3 separate regions of the Homo sapiens genome follow, and regions 1 and 2 are each linked to region 3. A link is a loop called in an ENCODE intact Hi-C map of the cell type or tissue named here. Cell type or tissue: PC-9. All regions are shown on one strand.

What was found. Hi-C counts contacts between places; a loop is a spot of excess contacts. Peaks named below come from ENCODE experiments on the same cell type or tissue, not always from the same donor. Only the 100,000 strongest peaks of a DNase experiment are listed, where the experiment ranks them.
Region 1: it touches region 3 in a loop (9-fold over the local background); 5 of 110 quality-filtered maps call a loop at or near these places.
Region 2: a loop joins it to region 3, with 6 times the contacts of the local background. A loop is called at or near these places in 69 of 110 quality-filtered maps.

What each region holds. Positions count from the first base shown.
Region 1 is chr21:39,045,127-39,050,126 of GRCh38, forward strand. All of the region lies in intron 3 of LINC02943 (long intergenic non-protein coding RNA 2943), which reads right to left. Among named protein-coding and RNA genes, the nearest start is that of LINC02940, 28 kb to the left of the region's middle. In PC-9, no CTCF peak of the experiment used is centred here; DNase peaks (open chromatin) are centred at 3,115 and 3,665; H3K27ac peaks cover 325 bases.
Region 2 is chr21:39,135,711-39,140,710 of GRCh38, forward strand. No RefSeq gene overlaps it. Among named protein-coding and RNA genes, the nearest start is that of PSMG1, 45 kb to the right of the region's middle. RefSeq lists an enhancer at 1,531-2,438. In PC-9, a CTCF peak has its summit at 2,630 (motif pointing left); a DNase peak (open chromatin) is centred at 2,641.
Region 3 is chr21:38,795,125-38,800,124 of GRCh38, forward strand. No RefSeq gene overlaps it. Among named protein-coding and RNA genes, the nearest start is that of ETS2, 8.3 kb to the right of the region's middle. In PC-9, no CTCF peak of the experiment used is centred here; DNase peaks (open chromatin) are centred at 2,577 and 3,547; H3K4me3 peaks cover 1,163 bases; H3K27ac peaks cover 3,515 bases.

The sequences.
Region 1 (5,000 bases), 250 kb after region 3:
AATCAATGAAAGATAGGAACAAGAGGAAAATAAGACTTGCTCCCAGCTGTGAAAGACATAATCTTCTAATATACTGGTTCTCTTGCAAAGCAGAAATCATTTTTCTCAGTTCATCGGAGTCATAGGTGTTCTCACCACAGGAGAAAATTTGAAATGCAAGGGGTGGGACTTCACATGGCCAAGTGATTTCATGCAAAAGCTCCTGGGATTCACAGATAGGCAGGGCCTGATTTTTTTTTTTTTTTTTTTAATTTTAGATGGAGTCTCACCCTGTCACCTAGGCTGGAGTGCAATGGCGTGATCTTGGCTCACTGCAACCTCTGCCTCCCAGGTTCAAACGATTCTCCTGCCTCAGCCTCCCAAGCAGCTGGGATTACAGGTGCCCACCACCACGCCCAGCTATTCTTTGTAGTTTTAGTAGAGTCGGGGTTTCACCATGTTGGCCAGGCTGGTCTCAAACTCCTGGCCTCGTGATTCACCCACCTCAGCCTCCCAAAGGGCCTGATTTTTACATACGGTTGGAGAGGAACCCAAGAAGCAGCACCGACATGACTGGTGCACTCAGTTCTATGCAGAGCATGGAGCCACACACAAAGGTGAACAAGACCCAGCCTGCCTAAGAGGGTCCCTGGGTCTCAGGGGGAAGGCAGGCGGGCAAACGAGTAAATGAAACATAGCAGACTTCACCCTGGAGAAACAAGGGGCCATGAGAACGTGCCAAAGGCAGCAGCTCCCAGTCAAGAGACCCAAAGATGCTTTCAGAGGGAAGGGAAATCTGAGCTAGGTTTTGAAAAATGAAAGACAACAAAGAAGAGTAGTCCCACCTGTGGGCCTTGGAACAGACGGACACAGTGCAATCCAGCTTCCAGAACTTTCCATGTGTGGGGTGAGGAAGTGAGGAAGTCGTGCCTCACAGTGTCTTTTTTTTAATATTTTCAAGTTTTTTTTCTACTTTTTATTTTACCTTTTTTATTGTGGTAAATTATACTTAACGTAAAATTTATATCTTAAGCGTTTTAAGTGCACAGTTCAGCAGCATTAAACACATTCAGGCTGTTGGGCAGCCATCACCACCATCCATCCACAGAACTTTTTCATCACCCCAAACTGAAACTTGTATCCATTAATCATTCCCCTTTCCCTCCCAGCCCCTGGCACCCACCATTCTACTTTCTATCTCTATGGATTTGACTGTTCCAGGAACCTCATACAAGTGGAATCATATATATGGTTTTCTGTGATTGGTTTATTTCACTTATCATAATGTCCTCAAGGTTCATGCATGTTGCAGCATGTGTCAGCATTTCCTTCTTTTTCAAGGCTGAATAATATTATTACGTGGATGGACCACATCTTGCTTCTCCATTCATCTGTCAAAGGACACTTGGGTTGCTTCCACCTCTCGGCTTCTGTGAATGACGTGTCTGTACACGGCAGTGGACCCAGGCCTGCCCATGTCCCCGCCACTCCTCATAGCACCTACCCCTGACCTCGGCGCCGGGGGTCTCCCCTGCATTTGTGTGGTGTCTCTGATCATGCTGGTTCCTAGACATTCACCCTTCAGTCCCAGTGGTAGCAATGCTGACTTTGTGCCTCTTCCGCAGCCCCTCTGTACTCATCTGAGGAGGTGACTATTCCAGGAAATGCTCCAGAACAATTCTCTGCAGAATGCCCCAGGCCCTGGCAGCTGGAAAGGACATCTGAGTCTTCTCTTCCTGAGCAAGCATGCATTTCAAGGAGGGAAGGTCAGATGACACAGTACCAACCCACCTTCTGAATGTCCCAGAGAAGCCATTGCCAGGCAATATTTTTAGGACCTCCATGAGCAGAGAACAGCATTTTTTCCTGGAGGTTATTAGCAGGCTCAGTGCAATGCAAACATCAGATAACAGCATTGCACTCTATAAAGTGTGTGTGTGTGTGTGTGTGTGTGTGTGTGTGTGTGTGTATACATGTGATGCAGACTGGCACCCAACAGCAAAAGACCTCCATGTAGCCTGGGCCACCAGGCCACAAGAATGACTCTCTAGGGATCATATGTCCCAAGAGCAAGCTCAATGCTCCTCTAACTGGACAATTCCCACCCACCCCTGGGATGAGCCAGCATGACTGTGCCATTGATACCTGGAGCAGGAATTCAACCTGAAGATCTAGGGGTAGGGGCGGGATTCCGATGGAGGGAAGAAGAGTGAAGTGTTTAATTGGTGATCAATATATGCATATCAAGAACAAACAACTACAGTATGAGGTGGAATACAAAAATTCTCACGAATTTGTGCAGAACATGAGAAAGCATCTATCTGTTTAAACAGCCTCCAAGGACAGTGCCATATTGGTACCAGAAAGAAGGAACGGTCCTGCTCCTTTATTCCTTCCTCTCCTGGCCCCTCCCCTCCCTGGAGACAGGTAGGGGGAGGGGAGAGGAGGAAGGAGCTTATATTAGTCTGTTTTCATGGTGGTAATATAAGACATACCTGAGACTGGGTAATTTATAAAAGAAAGAAGTTTAATGGACTCACAGTTCCACATGGCTTGGAAGGTCTCAAAATCATGGCGGAAGGCAAAGGAGAAGCAAAGGTATGTCTTACATACGTCTCATGAGACATATTCACTATCACAACAATAGCACGGGAAAGACCTGCCCCCATGATTCAATTACCTCCCATCAGGTCCCTCCCACAGCACGCAGTAATTATGGGAGCTACAATTCAAGATGAGATTTGGGTGGGGACACAGCCAAACCTTATCAGAGCTATCCTAAGTAAAAAGACAAGAACCAACCCCCCATTCCCAAGGCATATTTTCTGTCTGCAGCTGGCCCTGGAAGAAAAGAATCTTCTATTTTGAGTGAGGTGAGGAGTTTTCATGAGTAGATGAGGCTGGACATACTAATTACTGAGCAGAGAGAGACTTTATGGAGAATGAAATGCCCAGAGAATTTTTGATGATGAGAAAGTCACCAGAGGAACAAAGGAATCTGCCTTGATTTCAATCAAGGCGTCATGGAAGAGGAGCTCATCTCATGGGAACAACATGCAGAAAAGAATCCAGTTGTTTCCCTGTAGCCTATAAGTCCTGTCATTCACTGTTCTGGGAAAACCCTCCCTGGCCTGCAGGCTGGTTGACGAGTTGTTTGGAGGTTACCAGGGAAACGCCTCAAGGTGGGGCTTTCAGAGAACAGGAGCCACAATAGGGCCTCCGAGCTCAGGAGCCACAGCCGTGATACAGCCTCTGATAGTAAATTCCCTACAGGGATAAAAAGATAGGAGCCCTGGAGGGGATGATTCTTAAAGTCATTCTCACATGCAGTCGACATGCATGAGGTTGCCTGATAAAATACAGGACACCCAGTTAAAGCTGAATTACAGATAAACAATGACTAATTTTTTAGTATAAGTACATCCCAAATATTGCAAGAAATGTATCTGAAATATATTGCAAAAAATAAAAAATTAGCACTGGTTATCTGAAATTTAATTTAACAAGTCATCCTATATTTTTACAGTTTTACTGAGTTATAATTTACATACTATTCAACCCTACCATTTAAAGCGTACAATTCAATGCTTTTTAATATATTCACGAGGTTGTGCAACCATCGCCACAATCAATTTTAGAACATTTTCATCAGCCCCAAAGGAATCCACATCCATTAGTCACACCCACTCCCTATGCCAGCCCCAGCCCCAGGCCCTGACATCCACTAATCTACTTTCTGTCTCTAGAGATCGGCCTATTCTGGACATTTTGTATAAATGAAAGCACACAACATGTGGTCTTCAGGAGTGGCTTCTTTGATTTAGCATGTTTTTTCAAGGTTCATCCATGTTGTAATATGTATCAGTACTTCATTCCTTTTTATTGCTAAATAATATTCCACTGTATGGATACAACAGATTTTATTTATCCAATCATCAGTTGATGCACATTTGGGTTGCCTCCACTTTTTTGGCTATTATAATAAAACTGCTGTAAACACTTGTGTTTAAGTTTTTTGTAAACATATGTTTTCATTTCTCTTGCATATATATATATAGGAATACAATTTCCGGGTCACATGGAAACTCTATGTTTAACATTTTGAGAAATTTCTAAACTGTTTCCCATAGCAGCTGCACTTTTTAAAAATATATATATATGCGGCCAGGCGCGGTGGCTCACGCCTATAATCCCAGCACCTTGGGAGGCCAAGGCAGGCGGATCACGAGGTCAGGAGATTGAGTCCATCCTGGCTAACACTGTGAAACCCCGTCTCTACTAAAATATAAAAAAAATTAGCCGGGCATGGTGGTGGGTGCCTGTAGTCCCAGCTACTTGGGAAGCTGAAGCAGGAGAATGGCGTGAACCCAGGAGGCAGAGCTTGCACTCCAGCCTGGGTGACAGAGCGAGACTCCATCTCAAATATATATATATATATACACACACACACACACACACACACACACACACATTCTCACTAGCAACATCCAAGGGTTCCAATTTCTTCACATCCTCACTACATTTATTAGTTTCTGGTTTTTTCATGATAGACATCCTGGTGGTGTGAAGTGGTATCTCATTGTGATTTTGATTTACATTTTTCTAATGGCTAATGAACATCTTTTCATGTGCTTATTGGTCATTTATGTATCTTCTTTTTCTTTTCTTTTTTTTTTTAATTTGAGACATAGTCTTGCTCTGTCACCCGGGCTGGAGTGCGGCGTCACGATCTCAGCTCACTGCAACCTCCGCCTCCCAGGTTCAAGCAATTCTCCTGCCTCAGCCTCCTGAGTAACTGGGATTACAGGCACGCACCACCATGCCCAGCTAATTTTTTTGTATTTTTAGTAGAGATGGGGTTTTGCCATGTTGGCCAGCCTGCTCTCCAACTCCTAACCTCAGGTGATCCACCTGCCTTGGCCTCCCAAAGTGCTCAGATTATTGGCATGAGCCACCACACCTGGCCTGTGTATCTTTTTTGGAAAAAAAAAAAAATCTTCTCAGATCCCTGGCTTGTTTCT
Region 2 (5,000 bases), 340 kb after region 3:
CTTGATAACCTTGTTGAGCCCCTGCAGCATCCCGGGACTGTCCACTCCAGACTTCTGGACAAATATGACCATTCAATTATTCAGTGCTAGAAAAGAAATGAGCTGTGGAGCCACGAAAAGGCGTAGAGGAACCTCAAATGCACACTGCTAAGGGAAAGAAGCCAGTCTGAAAAAGCTACACGCTGCGTAAGTCCAACCATGTGACATTCAGGAAAAGGCAAAACTATGGAGACAGTGAAAAGTCAGTGGTTGTCAGGGGTTAAGGGGAGGAAGGGATAAATAGGTGGAGCACAGAGGATTTTTAGGGCAGTGAAACTGTTCCGTATGATGCTACAATGGTGGATCCATGTCATTACACGTTTGTCCAGGCCCGTAGAACATACAACCCCAAGAGTGAGCCCTGTGTAAACTCTGGCTCTGGTGAATCCATGTCATTACACGTTTGTCCAGGCCCGTAGAACATACAACTCCAAGAGTGAGCCCTGTGTAAACTCTGGCTCTGGTGAATCCATGTCATTACACGTTTGTCCAGGCCCGTAGAACATACAACTCCAAGAGTGAGCCCTGTGTAAACTCTGGGCTCTGGGCGACGGTGATGCACCAATGCAGGTTCATCCATTGTAACAAATGTACCCTCTGGTGGAGGATGTTGATAATGGCGGAGGCTGTGCATGTGTAGGGGCTGAGAAACCTCTGTACCTTCCACTCAATTTTGCTGTGAACCTAAAACTTCTCTAAAAAGTAAAGTCTATGAATTTAAAATATATACGCATATATATATATATATATATATATGACTATTCATGTTATTTGTTTCTGCCTCTGCAGTCAGGAGACACTTGCAACCATGTACACTTCCAACAGATACCATCTGCCTTCCTGCCACTTCTCATCCACCCCATTGTGAACTCACAAAACACATCCCAATTCCTTCCCAAGCTGAAAATCCGGAAAACAAACCACCTGTGTCCACCAGCATGCCACTGCCTCTGGTGCACCCACATTGCCTTCATGGCCCTGACACGGACTTGGGTTTGATGGACCTGGGAGTCAGTTGGCCCCAGGCCGGATGGCCCCCACTCAGGTCCTGTGTGTGCACATGAGTCCAAGAGACCCTGGGCTCAATTCTCAGCTGAAACCTGAACTCTGCAGGATGGGTCAGTCATCTGCCGCAGGCATTTGCCAGGCCTGGCTCACTGAGTCATAACGAGGTTAGTTATGTGACTGTCAGCCCTGGAGGGCAGGCAGAGGCTGCTCACATCCCTTTGTGGGGCCTTAGGGCTTCACGCTGGACCTGGACCCACACAGGAATTCCCTTAGTGTTTCTTTTTCTTTTTTTTTCTTTTTTTTTTTTTAAGAGAAGGGGTCTCACTGTGTTGTCCAGGCTAGTTTCAATCTCCTGACCTCAAGTGACCCACCCTCCTCGGCCTCCCAAAGTGCTGGGATTACAGGTGTGAGCCACAGCACCCAGCCTCAAACGGTCTTTTCTTTGTGACAGCATCCAGTCTCCTAGAATCCAGCTCCCAGCTATCCATGAAAACCCTCATGGCCTCGGCTGGAAGAAGAGAGCTGGCAGCAGATCAGACAGAAAGCACCAGACAGAACCCTAAGGCCATCACCTCCCACACTCCTGAGTCAGCAGAGGTCGCAGATAAAACCTGCCTGGAGAGGGCCCTCTGCCTGTGGGCTCTTAGCTCTCAGCTCTCAGCTCTGCAGCCTGGAAGGAAACCCAGGAGGTGTGAGTTGATGATTGCAGAGAAGAGAGCTGGGAGGTCAGCCCCTCCAAAGGTGCCTGCCCAGAGCGCGTGGGGTCACATATGGAAACCATTTCTGGGGAGGGAGAGCGGGAATCTGGAAATGAGGCCACACCAGGGGGTCCGGCCATGAATACAAGAAGGAAAGCCTTGTTGAAGGGAGGCCCATGGCAGACACAGCTCAGTGGAAGGAGGAAAATACTCAGCATTCCAACAACTTCTAGTAAGAAATCTTAAAAAAACGGAGAAATCCACGCGCTTGTGGTTTTAATCAATGCAACAACGCAACAGGAGGCTGGCTCAGAGCAACGCGAGGATGAGGCAGGGCCCAGAACACTGAGGCCTAAATGTGGAGCACACCAGTGTGGACATGAAAAACTGGCAGTGTGATCTGAGACCACTCAGTGGCCCCTTTAAGTGGTGACAATTTCCACCCAGAAGAAACGGGTGACAATTTTGAGATCCTGATTCAATAGGTTCCCCACAGATCAGTTTCTCCTCGGAGAACAGAACCTCCTGAATCTTAAGAATATTAATATCTCCAGGGCTGAATGTCCCAGCACTACTGATAAAGAACAGCCTCTTCCAGGAAAAGGAGCAGTTTTTTATCTTTGCTAATAACCAGCCAGTCTCATAAAAACTGGGAGGGAAAAAAAATCCTTAAAAATATTTACTTAAAAAACAATCAATAGACACACTAAAAAGCTCATGCATACTGATTTCTTTGATGTGTTTTTAATTGCTTAAGGGTCTTTGTAGAAAAATGAGCAAAGAGCATTATTTATACATTTACATATTTAGAAGAGAGCAGGTTAAAAACTCCAACTTCACCAGCAGCAGCAAAGAACCTTTGTTGAGCAATACTGTCCCCTTGTGTCCAATCTTCACTTAATGCTTTCCTAAGTTAAGTACAGCTGCTTGATGGGACATTCTGCAGTAGTAAACGACTTCTACATTTTGCTGCCCTTTAAGACTTGCATTCCTGCAGGAAACATGCATATGCAATACCAATTCTAAGTAAGGGGAAATCTGATTTAAGAAAATTGGCCTCAGGTATTCATGATGGAGTTCACAGCATGGGAAAATGTGGGCCATCGATGTGGTGAAGAAAGCCTCACTTCCATCCCAGCTTTTTCACTGTTCCCCACGAGTAAGTAAGTGAACGGCAAATGTGCAAGGGAGTTAAAGTGTAAATTCCTCCCGGCCCATATAATTGACTTGCTGAATTTTTGCAGTAACAAAAGACTGCTGTTCAAAACATTTCCAGTGACATTTTAAGACTACCTATAAAGAGAAGTTCGGGCCGGGCGCAGTGACTCACGCCTGTAATCCCAGCACTTTTGGAGCCGAGGCGGGCGGATCACGAGGTCAGGAGATCGAGACCATCCTGGCTAACACGGAGAAAGCCCGTCTCTACTAAAAATACAAAAAATTAGCCGGGCGTAGTGGTGAGCGCCTGTAGTCCCAGCTACTCGGGAGGCTGAGGCAGGAGAATGGCATGAACCCGGGAGGCGGAGCTTGCAGTGAGCCGAGATCTGGCCACTGCACTCCAGCCTGGGCGACAGAACAAGACTCCGTCTCAAAAAAAAAAAAAAAAGAAAAGAAAAGTTCGCGTTGGTCATTTTTGTGCTGTTTATGATGTATAATCATTGGCACTGTCCCCACAGTGTCTTAATCCTGATATTCAGCAAATATTTATCCAACAGGGGTTTACTTATTTATTTTTGAGACAGATTATTATTTATTTATTTATTTATTCACTCGTCACCCAGGCTGGACTGCAATGGCGTGATCTTGGCTCACTGCAACCTCTGCTTCCCAGGTTCAAGCTATTCTCCTGCCTCAACCTCCTGAGTAGCTGGGATTACAGGCACCACGCCCAGCTAATTTTTGTGTTTTTAGTAGAGACAGGGTTTCGCCATGTTGGCCATGCTGGTCTCGAACTCCTGACCTCAAGCGATCCACTCACCTCAGCCTCTCAAAGTGCTGAGATTACAGGCATGAGCCACTGCACCCATCCAAACCATTGTGCTCTTTTCTGTATGCGGGACTTGGGAAAGGTGGGACACTCTGGAGATTCCTGCCTCAAGCCACATTCTCCTCTGCAAGATGGCTAAAATATTTTGTGCTTTGTGAAAGAGCAGAATCTGTTTTGTACCTAAGGCCTCTGGTCTCTAAATCCTAAAATCTCTCCGCTGGGGTCCCCTGAAGTGTCTGGTACTTACTGCTCTTCTCGCTGTGCCTAATTAAGATGATCTGGATTCGCATGACAGGAACATATGGTAATTAAGTACCAAAATCTCACAAAAGCACCAGAAATCAAAAATAGATTTTTCTAGTAAAGTCAGAATTAAAATCCCTATTTTTTTAAGTCTTCTTAAAGAGACATACATACCATAAAAGTTCTAGCAAAGAATTTATAAACCGAAATGTAGAATGACTTCACATATAATCTGCAAATCAGGCTGCTGTGTGACCTACTTCTATTCCCATTTTATGAGTAGGAAAACTGAGGTAAAAAAAAAAAAAAAACAGGGTTTGAGTACTACTTGCAAGTCACCGGCATCAGTCTCCCATGTATACCCACAGTCAGACGTCACCACAGCCTGTGGCCACCAGCTGCAGAACTCCATAATATTTGTGAGCCCAAATTACACAGCAGGTGGCCCCAGGTAGAGGGGCACAGCCCTTCATCTAGAGGAACTGCAATACCACAGGGCTGGATGAGCTGGCTCAAGATTTTCTGCTTGCAACGTGGCTGTGTACTATTATGCTATAGGTGACTTTGTCTGTTTCTACCTGCCTGGAGATACAGGAAAATGCTCATGCTTCACACCCAGAACCCTCAGGAGAGCCGCATGGACTCCTCAGAGCCTCCAGGTTTCCAACCAGGTAGGAGGAGACTCAGACATCTTTTGTGAGTGAGGGTACCCGATGGAGGGGAGGAAGGCCTAGAGAGGGATGCAATCATCCTCATCATTCCCAGTTTTCTGCCAGAGCCTGGGGACACAGGAAGGCAGGAAGACTCGGGGCTATCTAAATCCAAGTTCAAATCCTGACTCAGTTACTCACTAACTGGTGATGGATACATTAGTTCCCTGATCTGCAGTTTTCTCAATCATGAAAAGGAGGTAATACTTAGCTTGGAGCCAAGCCACCAAGTTAGGGGTGGTTTAACGAACAGCAAAATAACCATAAAAACCTCCTGCACAATCTTCTATGTTTGCCCCTTCCCCATCTGCAGAG
Region 3 (5,000 bases):
AGCGAGTGCAAAGTCCCCAGGGGGCAGCAACGGGAGTTTTCCAGGAACAGACCCAGGCAGGTACACTGGAGTGTGACCAGCAAAGAGGAGAATGAGGAAGGGGGTGGGGACCAGGTCACAGAGGGCATGGTGAGGAGTTTTGGATTCTCTTCTCTGCAGGGTGAGAAACCTTCTGGGAATTTTGAGGAGAGAGGTGGCGTCATAGGATTAACTTCTCCAAAGGCTACATTGGCTGCTGTGTGCAGGGTGGATTCTAGGAGGTAGAACAGAGGAGAGCTGGGAGGCTCTTGCATGGTGGTGATGACCAGGGCACTAGAGAAGAGACTGTGCTTGAGATGTGTTCTGGAAGCAGAGTCCACGGCATTTGCTGATGGTTTATGGGAGTAAAGGAAGAAGAGAAATCCAGGACAACTCCAGGTCTTTTGCTGAGCAACCGGTGGGTGGTGGTACCGGTTCCTGGGACGAGAAGCCCTTTTCTCCATCTCTGCTAATAACTCGCTGGCCTGAGCCAGCCTCGTCACTTGCCTTTAATGCTCCTGTGGTCACATGGCTGGCTGCCCTGCTGCCACCACGCCTCTTCCCCATGGTCTGGGATTGATCATGTGCAGGGCAGCACCTGAGGTCCACATTAACACTCCCACACACCAACAGATGAGCTTGGAAGGAAGCCCCTGTGTGGTTCACACACAGGAAATAGGCGGGTGGTCACTGTGTGGGACTGTCTTGGATGGCAGGTCAATGGCACATCTCTGGTCGAGGAGGGGAATAAGGACACCAGGCAGGGGAGATGCCTGAGTTGAAGGAGTGAGACCAAGGCAGAAGCCCACCCAGAGGATGAGGGCTGAGGGAAAGAGAAGGTTCTCATGCACAGTGAACAGGAAGCAGGGGGCTCTCCGGACCCGGAAGTGACCCTGGGCCGGCCAGGGGACAGACCAGTCTCTACTAGACCATGGGGCTGGCTCTGGGGGTATTTTAGGTCTCCAGGTTGATGTCTGCAAGGCCAGCTTTTTTTTTTTTTTTTTTTTTTTGGAGACAAGGTCTTGCTCTGTTGCCCAGGCTGCAGTGCAGTGGCTCAATGCAACCTCCACCTCCCAGGCTCAAGCAATTCTCCCACCTCAGCTTCCTGAGTAGCTAGGACTACAGGCACGCACCACCATGCCTGGCTAATTCTTGCATTTTTTGTAAAAATGGGGTCTCACCATGTTGTTCGGGCTAAGGCCAGCTTTTTCTTGCTGATGCAGGAAGAGGGACTGGATCAGACTCAAATCTGAGAGGCCCTGGAGGACCCAGCTATGAGAAACTAGCAATGAACTAGAGCAGGAGGGCCAAAGGCAGCCTGCTGGCTTCTTCTCATTTTTCCAGCCTCTGACACCTCACACCATTATGAACATGTAATTGACCTGAATTTGTAAATTCTTATTCTTTTTTTTAATGATTTCTTTCCTGCATGAATGGCAGAGGGTGACTCATCCCCAGGGACGGGGCTCAACCTTTCAACATGAACTCACCACCATGTAACGCGTGCGGCCCCCACTGGCTGAAGCCATTTGATAAATCCCTTTTTCTCATTTTTACAGAGAGAAGGTCTAAGATCCAAGCTACAGCCTAATTCAGCCATTTGCCCTTTACCCGAGTTTTTCAATATACTCCACACTTTCTTACTCCTGCTGAGAGCCCCACTTTCCTTGAATGCATTCCTCTCTTGGCTCCCTCCCTGCCGCCGGCCTCCTCCCTCTCTCTCCCTTCCAGGTCACTTCTCGTGATGAGATTGGACTTGTTTCCTGGGGCTCTGGTAACAAGTTAGCTTAAAACAGAGAAATGGACCCTTTCACAGTTCTGGAGGCCAGAAGTCTGAAATCAAGGTGTTGGAAGGGCCACTCTCCCTCTGAAGCCCCAGTAGAGGATCCTTCGTGGCCTCTTCCAGCTCCGGGGTCCCTGACACCCCCCGGCTTATGCCCGCTTCTCTCCCCTCACTGCCTCCGTCCTCACACGGCCATCTTCTCATCTCCTTGTATCTCTTCTCTGTGTGTCTCTTATAAGGACACTTGTCATTTGACTCAGGACCCAGCAGGATAACCCAGGATAATCTCATCTTGAGATCCATCACTTACTACAACTGCAAAGTCCTTTTTTTAGATGGAATTTCGTGCTTGTCACCCAGGCTGGAGTGCAATGGCACGATCTAGGCTCGCTGCAACCTCTGCATCTGGGTTCAAGTGATTCTCCTGCCTCAGCCTCCTGAGTAGCAGGGATTAAAGGCACCTGTCACCATACCCGTCTAATTTTTGTATGTTTAGTAGAGACGGGGTTTCACCATGTTGGCCAGTCTGGTCTCAAACTCCTGAGCTCAGATGATCTACCCACCTTTGCCTCCCAAAGTGCGTGAGCCACCGCACCCAGCCAGGGCTGCTCTTAAATGATGAAACCAATGGGCTCTACAGCCTCAAATGCTGAGGGTCAAGCTGTGTCCTCTTCTGCCAAGAACAAGGAAGTGGTATGTCTGAGTGATATGTCATTGCTCATTGTCTGCCATAAGGTTGGGACAAAGAGCAGAGGTCTGGGCCTGGCTCTCAGCTTAGCCAGCCAGGCCCCCGGGCCAGGCTGAGTCACTGTGTCCTCACTGCTTAACCCAGGGTAGCAGTGCTCACTCTGCTTATTGCAGGGCAAGGGGCAATGGAGCTGCTATCTGGGAAACAGTTTGAAAACTGTGAAGGGCTCCACAGGTAAAGTGCCATTCTGTTTGTTTTAGTGGGGAATCACTCTAGGAAAAAATTAGGAGGATTTTGGTCCTGAATCCTCTAGAAGTGTGCTCTGCGACTTTGGGCAAATTATTTAAACTGAAGATAGTAATGCTACTCAAAATCAGTAGTGTCACAGACGTGTCCACCTAGGAAAGGTATAAAGTACTATATAAATGTGAGGTTCTATCATTATTATAGTGTTTACCATTTCAGCAAAGTATTGTAAAAGACATTACATAATGCATTTGCATCTTTTTACTGATAAAACTTCTACTGTAAGCATTAGTACTTACTAACCAGCATTTTACATTTTCCTTTGAAAGGGCGAAATTCCTTCCGCAGAATTAAATCGTGTAATTTTTCCAACAGATATTTATTGAGTGCTGTGCATCAGGATTTATTCTAAGCATTGCAGGAAAGTAGTGAACAAAGCAGATATAATTCCTTCCCTAATGGGGTGGAATTTGTGCTGTGGAGACAGAGAATTATTAAGGTAAAAAAGCAAAAGATAAAGAACGTAACGATAAGGGCTTAAGAAAAAAAAACTCATTCGGTGTCAGAAAGGAGTTGTTGAAATTTTAGGTGGGGTGGCCAGGGAAGGCTTCACCAAAGGTGACTATTTAGTAAAGATCTGGCAGCGGTGACAGTAGGAGTCACACGGACTCCTGGGAAGACCCTTCTAGGGAGAGGGAACAGCTCAGGAGGGAGTTGGCCTGGTGCCCAGAGCAGGAACTGAACATGGAGGCAGAGACTCAGTCATGTAACTGCTGGAGGCTGAGTCTCAGGGCCTCCAGGGGCGTGGCGGGCTTGGGCTCAGGCCTTTCTTCTGAGTCACACAAGAGCTGTTGGAGGGTTTTACCTGAGGACGGACAGGCTGACTGCCGTTTAAACAGGATCCCTCTGGCTGCTGTGTTGAGAATGGGTATCACGTTTAGAAGCCTTTTGAAATAAGTATTTGAATGCACAAGTCATACTGAAAGTCATTTTTTAAATGTCAAATGCTTGCCTTTTCCCCTAAACTAGAGCAGGTCATTCTTGCAGTGAAATAGTCCACTCACTTTTCTATAGTAGGATGAAAAGAAAGAAACGAGAAGGCACGACTTGCTGTATCTAGTCAAACATTCTTGCTACCAAGAAACATTCACGCTCCGAGTGGAGAAGGGGCTGCCTGCATCTCGTGCCCTCTGGGTGAGCCCGGCTATGTCTTCCTTCACCACCCTCTGCTGGGAGGGTGGGAGCTGAGGGGACAAGGACACCTGAGAGAGGCCTGTGATGGGCTGCCCAGTGCCACCCAAGCCCCTACTGCACATCTTCCGCCCCAGCCCAGGTTGGTCCAGAAAAAGAACATCAAGTGTTGTTACCCAATTCTGGTGTCAAAGACACCCTAAGAGTCCTCCATTGCTACTGACCAGCAGTTTCACATGTACCTACAAACAGAAATGGGGTAATTGGGTTTAATAAAAAAAAAAAATACATTGGCCATAAAAAGGAATGAAGTTCATCCATGCAGTACATGCTACAGCACAAAAGAACCTTGAGAATATTATGTTCAGTGAAAGAAGGCAGTCACGAATGACCACATATTGTATGATTCCATTCTTATGAAGTGTCCAGAACACTTCATAAATCATAAGGCAAATCCATAGTATCGGAAGGTAGATCCATGGTTGCTTAGGGTTGGGGGTCGGAGGGATAATGGGGTGATAGCTAATCAAAACAGCTTTGTTTTTGAGGTGATGAAAATGTTCTAAAAGGGACTTCGATAATGGTTGTACTTACCTGTGAATATTCTTTTTTTTAAATATTCTTTTTTTTTTTTGAGACATAGTCTAACTCACTCTGTCACCTAGGCTGGAGGGCAGTGGCACGATCTTGGCTCACTGCAACCCCTGCCTCCCGGGCTAAAGCGATTCTCCTGCCTCAGCCTCTTGAGTTGCTGGGATTACAGGCATGCACTACCACACCCAGCTAATTTTTGTATTTTTAGTAGAGATGGGATTTCATCATGTTGGCCAGGCTGGTCTCAAACTCCTGACCTCAAGTGATCTGCCCGCCTCAGCCTCCCAAAGTGCTAGGATCAATGGTGTGAGCCCAAAGGTGTGAGCCCAAAGGTGTAAGCCACCGTGCCTGGTCCTTACCTATGAATATTCTAAAAACCGTTGGATTGTATAGTCTAAATGGGTTGCTATGGTCTGAATGCATGTGTCCCCTCAAAATTCCTATGTTGAAACCTAACCCCCGAGGTGATGGTGTTGAGGT